Regions from separate parts of the Homo sapiens genome. Here region 1 is linked to region 2. The links are chromatin loops, found by intact Hi-C in ENCODE. Cell type or tissue: natural killer cell. All regions are shown on one strand. Links, peaks and the distances in the headings refer to the core of each region. The heading gives the core; the rest is flanking DNA.

Region 1 (5,377 bases), core at 87-5,086, 210 kb after region 2:
GAGGATCTGGCACACAGTCAGGACTTAATTTAACATCTGCTGGCCTGAAGTTAATTGGGGAAGACAATGACCGAGAAATTCATTCAAAAAAAAGCCTTTCTATTTCATTCCTGAACCACAGGGAAGGGGAGAAGCAATGGAAGTGAAAATAATGTCAAACCCAGGGTTTACACAGAGAAAGTAAATTGTTAACTCCAATAAGAAGGAAACAGGAGAGTTAGTTCTGGGTTCTCTGTAAGGGGAAATTACTAAACTGACATTTGGTCATGCAAGAGAAAAGATTTCCACTCCCCAACCCACACTGCCCCCATCAGAACAGGTCCGTCCAGAGTCCCACCCCCTCTATGCAAACCGCACAGATTGGGCACTGGAGCAGGCCCCCACTGCAGAGGGGCAACACAGTGCACCACTGCTGATGGCCACACCCCCTGAGCCACAGGAGGCAGTGGAGTCCAGGTCCCCGCAGACCACACCACCCTGGGAATGGCTCACACATGTGGACAGAGACACAGGTCAGAATTCTCTTCCATCTCAGACATGTTATGACCCAGAATCCTTTAGAACCAATGATTAATTATCTTCCTTCTCTGAGGGACCAGCAACATGAGTCTTTTTAAACTACAGGCAAACCTGAACCCACTGCCATCTGCTTCTTCAGGAGTGTGGTTAGCAAATTGCACACCAAACTCTACTTGGACCAGGCTGATGTTGAGACATGTTCATACAATCTTTGAGCAAAAACTGATAGATCACACTAGAGGAGTCATCTAGAAATATGGTTGCTAGAGAGGTGAGGGGAATGGAGGGATGGGAATCAGACACCTGGCCCAGGGGCTGTGTGTACATTGGATTATTAGATAGAGATTTACAAGTTGCCTGCAGAGACCCACATGATCAGAATATAAACCTAGCTTTTTTTCTTACTAGAACATGCTACCACTTGAGTAGTATTCTGTGTGTAACTAAAAGGCTTAAGCTATTTTTGCAGAACCAAATAGGGGTTCAGAATTTGCACCATTCATTAACTTAGACTTCATGGGTGTTCCAGATGGATCCATGTATGGTCAAATATTTGAGGTCATCAGTTTGTCTGGATCCCAGAGACATCAGCTCAGGAGTCCCTTGTCTACCACTCCATAGACAGAGGCTTGGTCATCAGTTAGATGCAATCTAATACTAAGATTGCTGAAACCCCAGAAAGCCATGCCCACACACACCCAACTTACAGATATTGACTGAGCCCACGCCTTCACACAGCCTGCAGGGAGAGGAGAGAGTGTACGGTTAGTGCTGAGTTCCTCTGCTTTTGCACCAAACCTATTCTCCTCCATGCTGAAGGAGAAGAAGGGCCCTAAGAGGCAGGGGGAAGCTACCCACCTGCTGCAGACAGCATCAGTGTTGGTCCTGCTTGCTGGGATCCCAAAAGGACAGGAGTATGTTAGCTTACAGGATCCAAAATGCCACTTTATGCCATGTTTGGCTTTCAGCCATGGAAATTTGGTGAACTGGGAAGTAGAGATGAGGGGGGCATCCTCCTGGTCCCTTGGCTGGAAATGCCAGCAAAGCCAAAGTGGTGATGGAAGCTGCTGCTACCTAGCTAGACGTCTCTGAGCAGGAAAAAGCTTGCCTATTACTCAAACAGATTCATTTTTATACCATGATTTTAAATGGTACCCCAGACATCTATCTGATTTCATTCAATGCAGAGGGAGGCTGAAGAGTATGGTGTGGTTAAGAGCCTGGACTCTCAAGCCAGGCTGCCTGGACTTAAATCTGGCTGTGCGGCTTACTAGCTGGGTGATCTTGGGCAGGTCGCTTAACCTTTCTGTGCCTCAATTTCTCCAGCATAAAATGGGGGTGATAATACCTGCCTGAAAGGATTATTGTAAAGTTCGATTGAGTTCTACATGGAAAGTGCCTAAAATGGAGACTGGCACATAGTAAGGAAATCCAATATGTTTGCTACCAACATTATAAACAATTCATTTTTGTAATCCCAGCACCTTGGGAGACTGAGGGAGGTGGATCACTTGAGCCTAGGAATTCGAGACTAGGCTGGCCAACGTGGCGAAACCCTTTTTATACTAAAAATACAAAAATTAGCCAGGCATGGTGGCAGGCACTTGTAGTCCCAGCTACTTGGGAGGCTGAGGCAGGAGAATCACTCGAATCCGGGAAGAGGAGTTTGCAATGAGCCAAGATTGCACCACTGCACTCCAGCCTGGGCAACAGAGTGAGACTCTGTCTCAAAAAATATGTGGATATTATTTATGATGAGACATATATACCACTACAGTGGGCTTTTTATAAACACTCCCTCCTCCCTCACACCTCTCTGCACTTTCTGTTCTGTCTCCCCTTTTGTAGCTTCCCACTTCAAACCTTTTTCCCCAGGAAAGCTCTACCCTGCCTCATTCTGCCCAGCTCAAAACACTTCTTCACTCATCTTTTGAGTGAGGATGTACACATCTGGCTCGGTTTCCTGCCACTCAGTCTGGCATTGCCACAGCCTTACGACTGTGCCCTTTCAAGGAACCCACAGTGCCCGTGGTGGTGCCTGTCAAACCACAATGCTGGCGACAGCTATCTCTGAGTTGAGTGGCTCTGAATGCTTTTGTTTTCTTATTTTCTGTATTGGCAGCAGCGAGCATTACTTATGTAATTAAATTAAATATTTTAAATGCCAAGAGGAGGCAGTCTCTTAAAAGGTCAATGGCCACAGTACACATAGCACAATATGCTAAATTGACTTTAAAATCACATGGATAGGGGATGTGTACTAATAATTCTGATTGAGTTATTAATCCATTAATTATTAGTATCATAATGAAAATCAGTGCAAGTGCCAGCTGCTCACTGAATGCTAGTGAGTGGGTTGGGGGCTTAAGTATCCGAATGCAGACAGAACTCCAGTGGCTTCACCCAAAGCCCCAAGGAAGCTGGCAGAAAAGTGTGTGTGCTTGAGCCAAGCATGGAGCAAGTCCAGCAGCGTGGCCGGGCTGCCATCAGTGACGCTTCATGGAAGGTTTCCAAAGCCAACCAGGCCTTTGAGTTCCCTCTTCATGGGGGCAGCCCAGCCTGGCCATCATCTCATGACAATCACCTCCTCCTACTGGGGCTTACTATGTTCCATTAAAACTCACTTAATCCTGCAACAGCCTTACAAGGTGGATTTTGTGATTATCTCTGTTTTACAGCTGAAGATGCTGAGGTACAAAGAGGTCACATGCTAATAAGTGGCAGAGCTGGGATTTGAACCCAGAGTGGGCTCATGGCCTGTGCTCTTCACCTGTATACTCTACTACCCAGTCTAGCCTCCCCGCCCTGAAGGGACCCAGCTAGAAACTCTAACGATGTGGCCGTCCCAAGTCCAGAGGACCATGCAACCATCCCAGGTGTAAATACGCATCACTCTGCCCCACACTGGCTTCACCTGCCCTCAATTCTTGGCTCAAATTGTCAGCATAGCTTCTCCTCAGCTGTTGAGAAGGCAGCCTCCTTCTGTGACAGCTTCCCTGGGCCACTAACCCCAGGCTCTGGAGGACTGATGTATGTCTGTCTTGTCTTCCTTTGCAAGGACAGAACTTGTGCCGCTCATTTCTATTCCCTGGTCCTGAACACCAGGCTATCTAGGTTGATAGGATTCTTTGCACATCCCAAATCAAATGGCCTTTAACTAATTTTCTGAATGATTCCAGCTTTAAGAACCCACTGAAGCTGATTGCAGAAACATCCTTTCAGTCAAGAGGGTAAAGTAGTGGCCTTGGAATGAGATCCAGATTCCAGCCTGAGGGGCCGTGCAGGAGGGAGAAGAGCATTGGTGGCCAGCCCAGAGACTGGTACATTTTAGGTGAGCCATTAACTGGCTGTGCTCTTGGGCAAGCCCCTTCCCCTCTCTGATGTCAGTTTCCCTATCTGCAAAATGGGGACATGGTTGGAGTCCATGATTTCTAGAGTCTTTCCCAGTTTGAACATTCTCTGCCTGGAATATTTCAGTCCAGCTCTGAGTAGGAACCTGAAGGGACCCTGGAGCCCCTGTCCTCACCGGATCTCCTCACCCTCCAGCAGTTTGCGATAAGTGGCGATCTCCACGTCCAAGCCCAGCTTGGAGTTCATCACCTCCTGGTACTGCTTGAGCATGCAGGCCATGTCCTGCTTGGCCTTCTGCAGGGCGTCCTCCAGCTCAGCCAGCTTGCAGTGGGCATTGCTGAGGGCTGCCTCACCCTGCTGCTCAGACTGGGCCACCGCAGCCTCCAGCTTGCAGCGCTGTGGGGATGGACAGAAGGGAAGGAGTTTAAAAAGGGTGCAGGTTGTGGGGACTCTGGTGGGTCTCCAGTGGCCTTGGTCATCCTATTTTATCTCCATTCAAAACGGTTAATTTTTAAACTTAATACTATTTAAAAGAAATACATATAAATGGAAAATTAACTAGGCAGGGACATGGCCCATTTGGATTTTTTTCCTTCATTTTTGTACACTTTATCATAAAACTGACTTGAGTTTGGCAGGTGAGCCATTAGAGGGAGGAAATGTTAGCACTGAAATAGGAATGATCATTATTAGTGATATTACCTTATACTTGTATATACCGTTGTTCGTTTACAAGGTACTTTCATAGATGTTATCTTATTTGACCTTCAAAGTTATTCTGCAAGCTTGTCACTACAGGCATTATTGTTCCCATTATGCAAATGAAGAAATTAAGACTCCAAAAAGCTGTGACTTGCCCTAAGCTATGCAGTTAATTAGCACCAAGCTCAGGTATTCAAAGGCCACTGTGCAGGGTCTCACTCTTTGGCCTGCTGAGATCATCTTGCTGAAAGAAGCTCCCATGTGCAACAACTCCGGACACACTAACTACAGCCCCTCCCTTCACCCCGCTTAAGAAAGCATATCAGAAGCAAATGAACAAAAGCACTGTTATCACGGGACAACTTCGAATCTTCTCTAATTTCACATCTAAAAAGTAAACCACTCGCATATTTCATTACTCAGGTCTTAACCACAACAAATTACTAATGATACATCCTGTGCAGTGATGAAGAACAGCAACTCAGAAGGCAGAAGACAGAGATTAAGCCAGGCATGTGTGGGAGCACTGTGTTGTGCTGGAGGTAGTATTACAAATCACTGGCGAAAGGATGGATTACATAATCTATTTTCTTATGATATGTAGAAAAATTAATTTAGAACCCTACTCACTGTGTATACAAAAAAAAAAAATAAAGTTCAGATGGATCACAGACCTAAATGCAAGAGGTAAAACTATAAAACTAACGGGGGGAGAAATTTAAGAGGCTACCTCTATTACCTCAATACCTTCTAAGTCTAAACCATTAAAGGAAGAACTTAAGATGGATTTGGGCACATCCAGCTT
Region 2 (5,377 bases), core at 94-5,093:
GGCATCGCAATGCCCCCCAGATGTTCATCAGAGTCCAGCTTCTGAGGTTGTGCCTATAATTTAGGGCCTTATCCTCCTGCTCTAAGGGAAGGCCAGATGTGGGAGCCTTCACACAGACTCTCCCCAGAGTGCTGGAGTCCAGAAACACTCATCTGGATGCTAACAGATCAGAAGGATCCCCAATGGGGAGAGGTCCTGCAGCAGGAATCTGATCACAGTGGGACCGTGGCATACTGTCTCATCCTCAGGGCTGGCCTTGCTAGGGGATCGGGCATGATTTTCCTGAACCTGTAGTATTTTGAATCTGTAGATACTGGTGGCCTCCGGTCTCAGGCACTATCTAACTTTGCAAACATCGACATTTCTTCCTGACCTCCTGAAATGCAACTGCTTCCACAGCTTCATGTGATAACAGCTTTGAATACTCCTCTGCAATAGAAAATAGAAGAGACAAAGTTCTGGTGTTGGCTTTGCAGCTTTTACTCCTTGTCACCTAGGGCCCCATCTGCAAAATGAGGGCATTGTTCTACTTAACTGGTATGAGCTAAATGTAATTTTCTGTTCTGATGGTCTCTCTGTTCTTTGCCCTTCAGCGTGCCAGCCTGGAGACGGCCATCGCTGACGCTGAGCAGCGGGGAGACAATGCCCTGAAGGATGCCCAGGCCAAGCTGGATGAGCTGGAGGGCGCCCTGCACCAGGCCAAGGAGGAGCTGGCGCGGATGCTGCGCGAGTACCAGGAGCTCATGAGCCTGAAACTGGCCCTGGACATGGAGATTGCCACCTACCGCAAGCTGCTGGAGGGCGAGGAGTGCAGGTAGGTGGGGTGGAGGGGAAAGTGTGAGAAGGGACTGGGGTGTGGCTCCTGTCTGGCTGAGGGGCCACCTGGAGAACAACATGGTTAGTGCCAATACAAGCAAGAGATGTGGTGATTTCGTGAACTCAGAGGCAGCTTCCTGCAAGGGGTTGTTGGACATGAGCCATGAAGCGTAGATGGCCGTGTGCTGCTGTGATGAGAACCGGGGGCTCAGACAGACCTGGGGCTAATGACTGGCTCTTCAGCAGGGGCTAATTATTGGCTTTATCCTATGCTAGTGGTGTGGTCTCGGTAAATCATCTAGTATCTCCAGGACTCTTGTTTTCTCATCTGTAAGATGAAGGCGATAGTGTCAGTTTCGTAAGTTGTTATAAGGATGAGTTTAAATGATGCACGTATAAAAGCAGGAGCCCATTGATGTTTAGTGGAATCTCGACACTGAGTTTTTATCTTTCTCTAACTTTCTGTCTCACAGGATGTCTGGTGAGAATCCATCCTCTGTGAGCATCTGTGAGTATTCTTGAGAGATGCCTTGGGTTGGGAAAGCCAGGGACCCTGGGACAAAGTGATGTCACCTCCATTTACTGTCTCACCTCCCAAGAAGCTTCTGTTACTGTCTTGGGAAGGTTTCTGGGCTTCAAAGGAAATGTTCTCCCTTTTCATCCTGTGAAATGGTGACTGAGGTCATGCCCACCCTTTTCCCTTCCTGTTTCTCCCCTGGGACGTTGTCATTTGGAGAAAGGGTTGGTGGACATGGATTTTCCTAGCATTTCCAGGAGGGCAGGGACTGTATCTATCTGATGGGGTCTTCACCTCACACGAAGTCCGGCCCGTAATAGGCTCTCAGTTCATCTCTGTAGTGCTTCTTGACTACTGAGGGTGGTTCTGCGGATTAAATGAGGTGTTGTTGTGGAGAAGCCCTTGGGGACAGCCGTTACCATAGCTGTTATCTGCTGATTGACACTGCTCCTCTCCCCTGCTCTTGGCCCCTCCTCCTCAGCTGTCATCAGCAGTAGCAGCTACAGCTACCACCACCCCAGCTCTGCGGGTGTTGACCTTGGGGCCAGCGCTGTGGCAGGCAGCTCTGGCAGCACCCAGAGCGGGCAGACCAAGACCACAGAGGCGCGAGGGGGAGACCTCAAGGACACCCAGGGCAAGAGCACCCCAGCCAGCATCCCAGCAAGGAAAGCCACCCGCTAGACCCATGGCCTCACCCACCTCAGCACTTGGAAGAAGAGGTGACTTTGCCACCCCCAAAGGTGTCTGCCACACCCAAGTTCCCAGGCCCTGAGTTTTAAAACTGTCTGTAGTACACTCAACTGTCTGCATCGTGGTTTAGCTTTTACTTTCAAGCTCTGATTGACACAGTCACCTTCCCTGTTTCCTTAGGTCCCATGTGGACTAACGACTTCTCATTTTCCTCGCTGCCTTTGGCTGGCAGGAGGCTTTGGAGGCACAAGCCATTATAACCTTCTTGGCCCTAAGGAAGCTGTGATCATCCCTAGAAAGAGGGAAGGAGCAGGAGACGACAGGGGAGGGGCTGGTTTGTTCTGTGCTTAGGCCAAGTTAGCTACTGTCTGAGAGGTTTTACATCCCCTGCCAGCATGGTGGGGTGACACGAGACCTGTAAGCAGGTGGTGAGAAGTTAGACAGCCTTTACTTGCTCCATCAGAAACAACTTTGCAGGATGACGCCAATATTTAGGACACCACGTGTACATCTGTAGACCACCAGCTGCACCCATCTCCACAAAGCCAAGTGAAGGTGTATTGGGGATTCTCTGCCAGCCTGTGTCACCCACCCACCTCCTTCATTATCAGCAATAGCTACCATCATTTGTCAAGCACCTACTAGATGCCAGACACCCTACACATATTGCCTCCTGTTCTCATCCATTCCTGCAAAGAAGATGCAATGAGCATCCTTGGAACAGACTGGGAGCCTGATCCCAAGAGGCTGCTGAACTGGCCCCAGTCACCCACCTATGTGCCAGAGTCAGGCCTGGCCGACACAAGGATCTATGCTTTTTCTGTGGTGTGTCACTGCCTTTTTAACAAAAGGGCTGTCAAAGTCACCATTCTTTTTGATGAGGGCAGCGTAATTACATTGCCTTTTGTCAGGACTGTGGGTATGTGATTTGTCTTCCACAGTCTCTCTGGGGCTGTGTCCTACATAGCTTCTGACTCTCAATTTTTGGTGCCATGAGCTGAGCTCAGTGAGTGGAGCTGGCTTTTCTGTCGCTGAGTGCTACTGCCTAGTCCAGATGTCGTGGCTCAGGGTGTAAATATTCCTAAGAATGGCAGCATCTATTTCCTCTTTTGTTTGAATTAAAGACTCTGAATTTCTGCTGTATATTCATTAAGTTGTCCTTGAGTGTTGTCAGAGGTATGCTTCTGTCAGTCTGTTAATCTTTCCAAATGTTCCACCCTCTAGTGATGATGTGCCACCCTCCATTTCTCCCCAGCAAGCGTGCAGGACTCTTGCTGGGAAGCTGCAGGCCAACTCAGATGAGGCTGCTCTGGAGGCAATCTCAGGCTGCTGGAAGAGACAGATACACACTCATGTAAATCAGGGAAGGGCAGCCTAAGGCAGCAATGCTAGTAAGGGACTGGAATAGAGAGGCTAAGCAAGGAAGGCTTCCTGGAAGAGGAGGAGAGTTTAATTAAATAACCAGAAAGATGGACACATGGGCTCCTGGAGAGGGAATTTAAATCACAGCAACATAGTAGTTTGGACACAGGCTTTCATGTGCTTATTTAGTAGGGGGTGGGAGATCTCAGATTTTCCAAAGTCAATACAGATTGGGTATACCTTATCCAAAATTCTTGGGACCAGAAACATTCCTGACTTTGGATTTTGAAATGTTTGCATGTGCATAATGAGATACTTCGGGGATGGAACCCAAATCAAAACATGAACTTCATTTATGTTTCATATATACCTTCTGCGTAGGCTAAAGATAATTTTGTACAAATTTTAAATAAAATGCTCCAAAAGTTTTGGAGCACTTTGGATTTCAGACTTTTGGATTAGAGATGCTTAATCTGCAGTGGGGCTGGGTGGATTTCTAAGTCCCTCAGCTGTGGCCGGCAGAGTCTAGCTGTCTAAGCAGCTTTCAAATTTGTCTTGTGTCATGGGTGTGCCCAAAGATGTTCACCTCTACAGGCCTCAAGATAATGGGGACAGGCCTTGGGAGGATGGGGACTCTGGCCTAAGTAGTGGCCTCCATTCACCTCCCTGTGGCTTTCATGTATTAAGGAGGTCCTCTTCTGTGTGTGCCAGGGTGCAGTAAACCGTGGGAAACACAAGAGCCCAAGAGTGTGTTGGGCTTTCTGCCCAAATGTCTCCCTCTGATGTCACCACTGCTGCCACTGTGGATACTGAACTAGTGCCCTGGGAGTGGGAGGCTCCATTCTAGCTCTACCACTAACCAGTCACCTGTTACACACAGTGGTTCTTAACCTTGTAAGTCATGAACATTTTGAGAGCTGATGAAAGCCATGGATCTTTCCCCTGAAATGTGGACAGGGTCTACTGCATGTCCAGAGGTTCACAGATCCCCACAGCCCATCCATGGATTCCCTGGGTCATGAACCACCGGTTAAGAGCCTTTGCACCAGATACCCTTAAGGCCCTTCCTAGCATTGATGCTCTGTCTTTCCCAAAAGACCACATTCCCAGTGAGGGACCCAGTAAGAGGGCCTGAGGTGAGAGAGGGAATGAGACCCACAACCTGAAATAGCATTTGGAGAAGTATTAATACATGAGCCTCCGTGAAATCACTTCTTTCAAGGCTGCTGTGCAGCATGCCCCTGACAACTGGGCACACCTGAGCTGGTGCTGTTGGGCTGTGATGGCTGCACGCAAACGTGGCTCTGGATGCAGGGATGAAGGGCTAAGCAGATGTGATACAGTGTGTCCTCTACTAGAGTGCTGAGGTGGGCAGAAGGAGCAGCCTCTCTGGCTGCAGCTTATCCACCTGAGAAATGGAGAGATTCTCTGCCATCTGGGATTATGAAGATGCTGAGAGGTGCACAGGAGTGACTGTGCTCTTGCTTTTGGACTCAGAGTCCCCTGAAGCCCAAGAGGAGAAATCATGAAGGCAGGACCAGAGGTGATTGTTAATTTCAATTATTTACAGTTATGGCCATTTTGACACGGGTACCAAGACCATTCAATAAGGGAAAGAATAGCTTCTTCAACAAATGGTGCTGAGACAGCGAGGTATCCACATGCCAGAGAATGAGGTTGAATCTCTATTTTACATCATATACAAAAATTAATCAAAATGAATCAACAACCTAAATATAAGAGCTAAAACCATAAAACTCTTAGAAAAAATGTAGAGGGAAATCTTTGTGACCTTGATTTGGCAATGAATTCTTAGATATGACATCAAAAGCATAAGCAACACAAGAGAAACTAGATAAATTGGACTTCCTCAAAGTTAAAAAACTTCTTTACAGTAAGGGACATTATCAAGAAAGTGAAAAGACAACCTGCCAAATGAAAGAAAATATTGGAAAATCATAGAGCTGATAAGGGTCTAGTATCCAGAATATA

Evidence for each region. Peaks named below come from ENCODE experiments on the same cell type or tissue, not always from the same donor. Only the 100,000 strongest peaks of a DNase experiment are listed, where the experiment ranks them.
Region 1: a loop joins it to region 2, with 4 times the contacts of the local background. A loop is called at or near these places in 2 of 110 quality-filtered maps.

Annotation. Positions count from the first base shown.
Region 1 is chr12:52,349,002-52,354,378 of GRCh38, reverse strand. It overlaps the pseudogene KRT89P. Among named protein-coding and RNA genes, the nearest start is that of KRT85, 16 kb to the left of the region's middle. In natural killer cell, for the core only: no CTCF peak of the experiment used is centred there; a DNase peak (open chromatin) is centred at 2,528; H3K27me3 peaks cover 3,039 bases.
Region 2 is chr12:52,563,606-52,568,982 of GRCh38, reverse strand. KRT74 (keratin 74) reads left to right here. Exons shown (of 9, transcript NM_175053.4): 7 at 594-814; 8 at 1,290-1,324; 9 at 1,815-3,201. The coding sequence ends at 2,014. Among named protein-coding and RNA genes, the nearest start is that of KRT74, 7.5 kb to the left of the region's middle. In natural killer cell, for the core only: no CTCF peak of the experiment used is centred there; a DNase peak (open chromatin) is centred at 1,992; H3K27ac peaks cover 2,245 bases.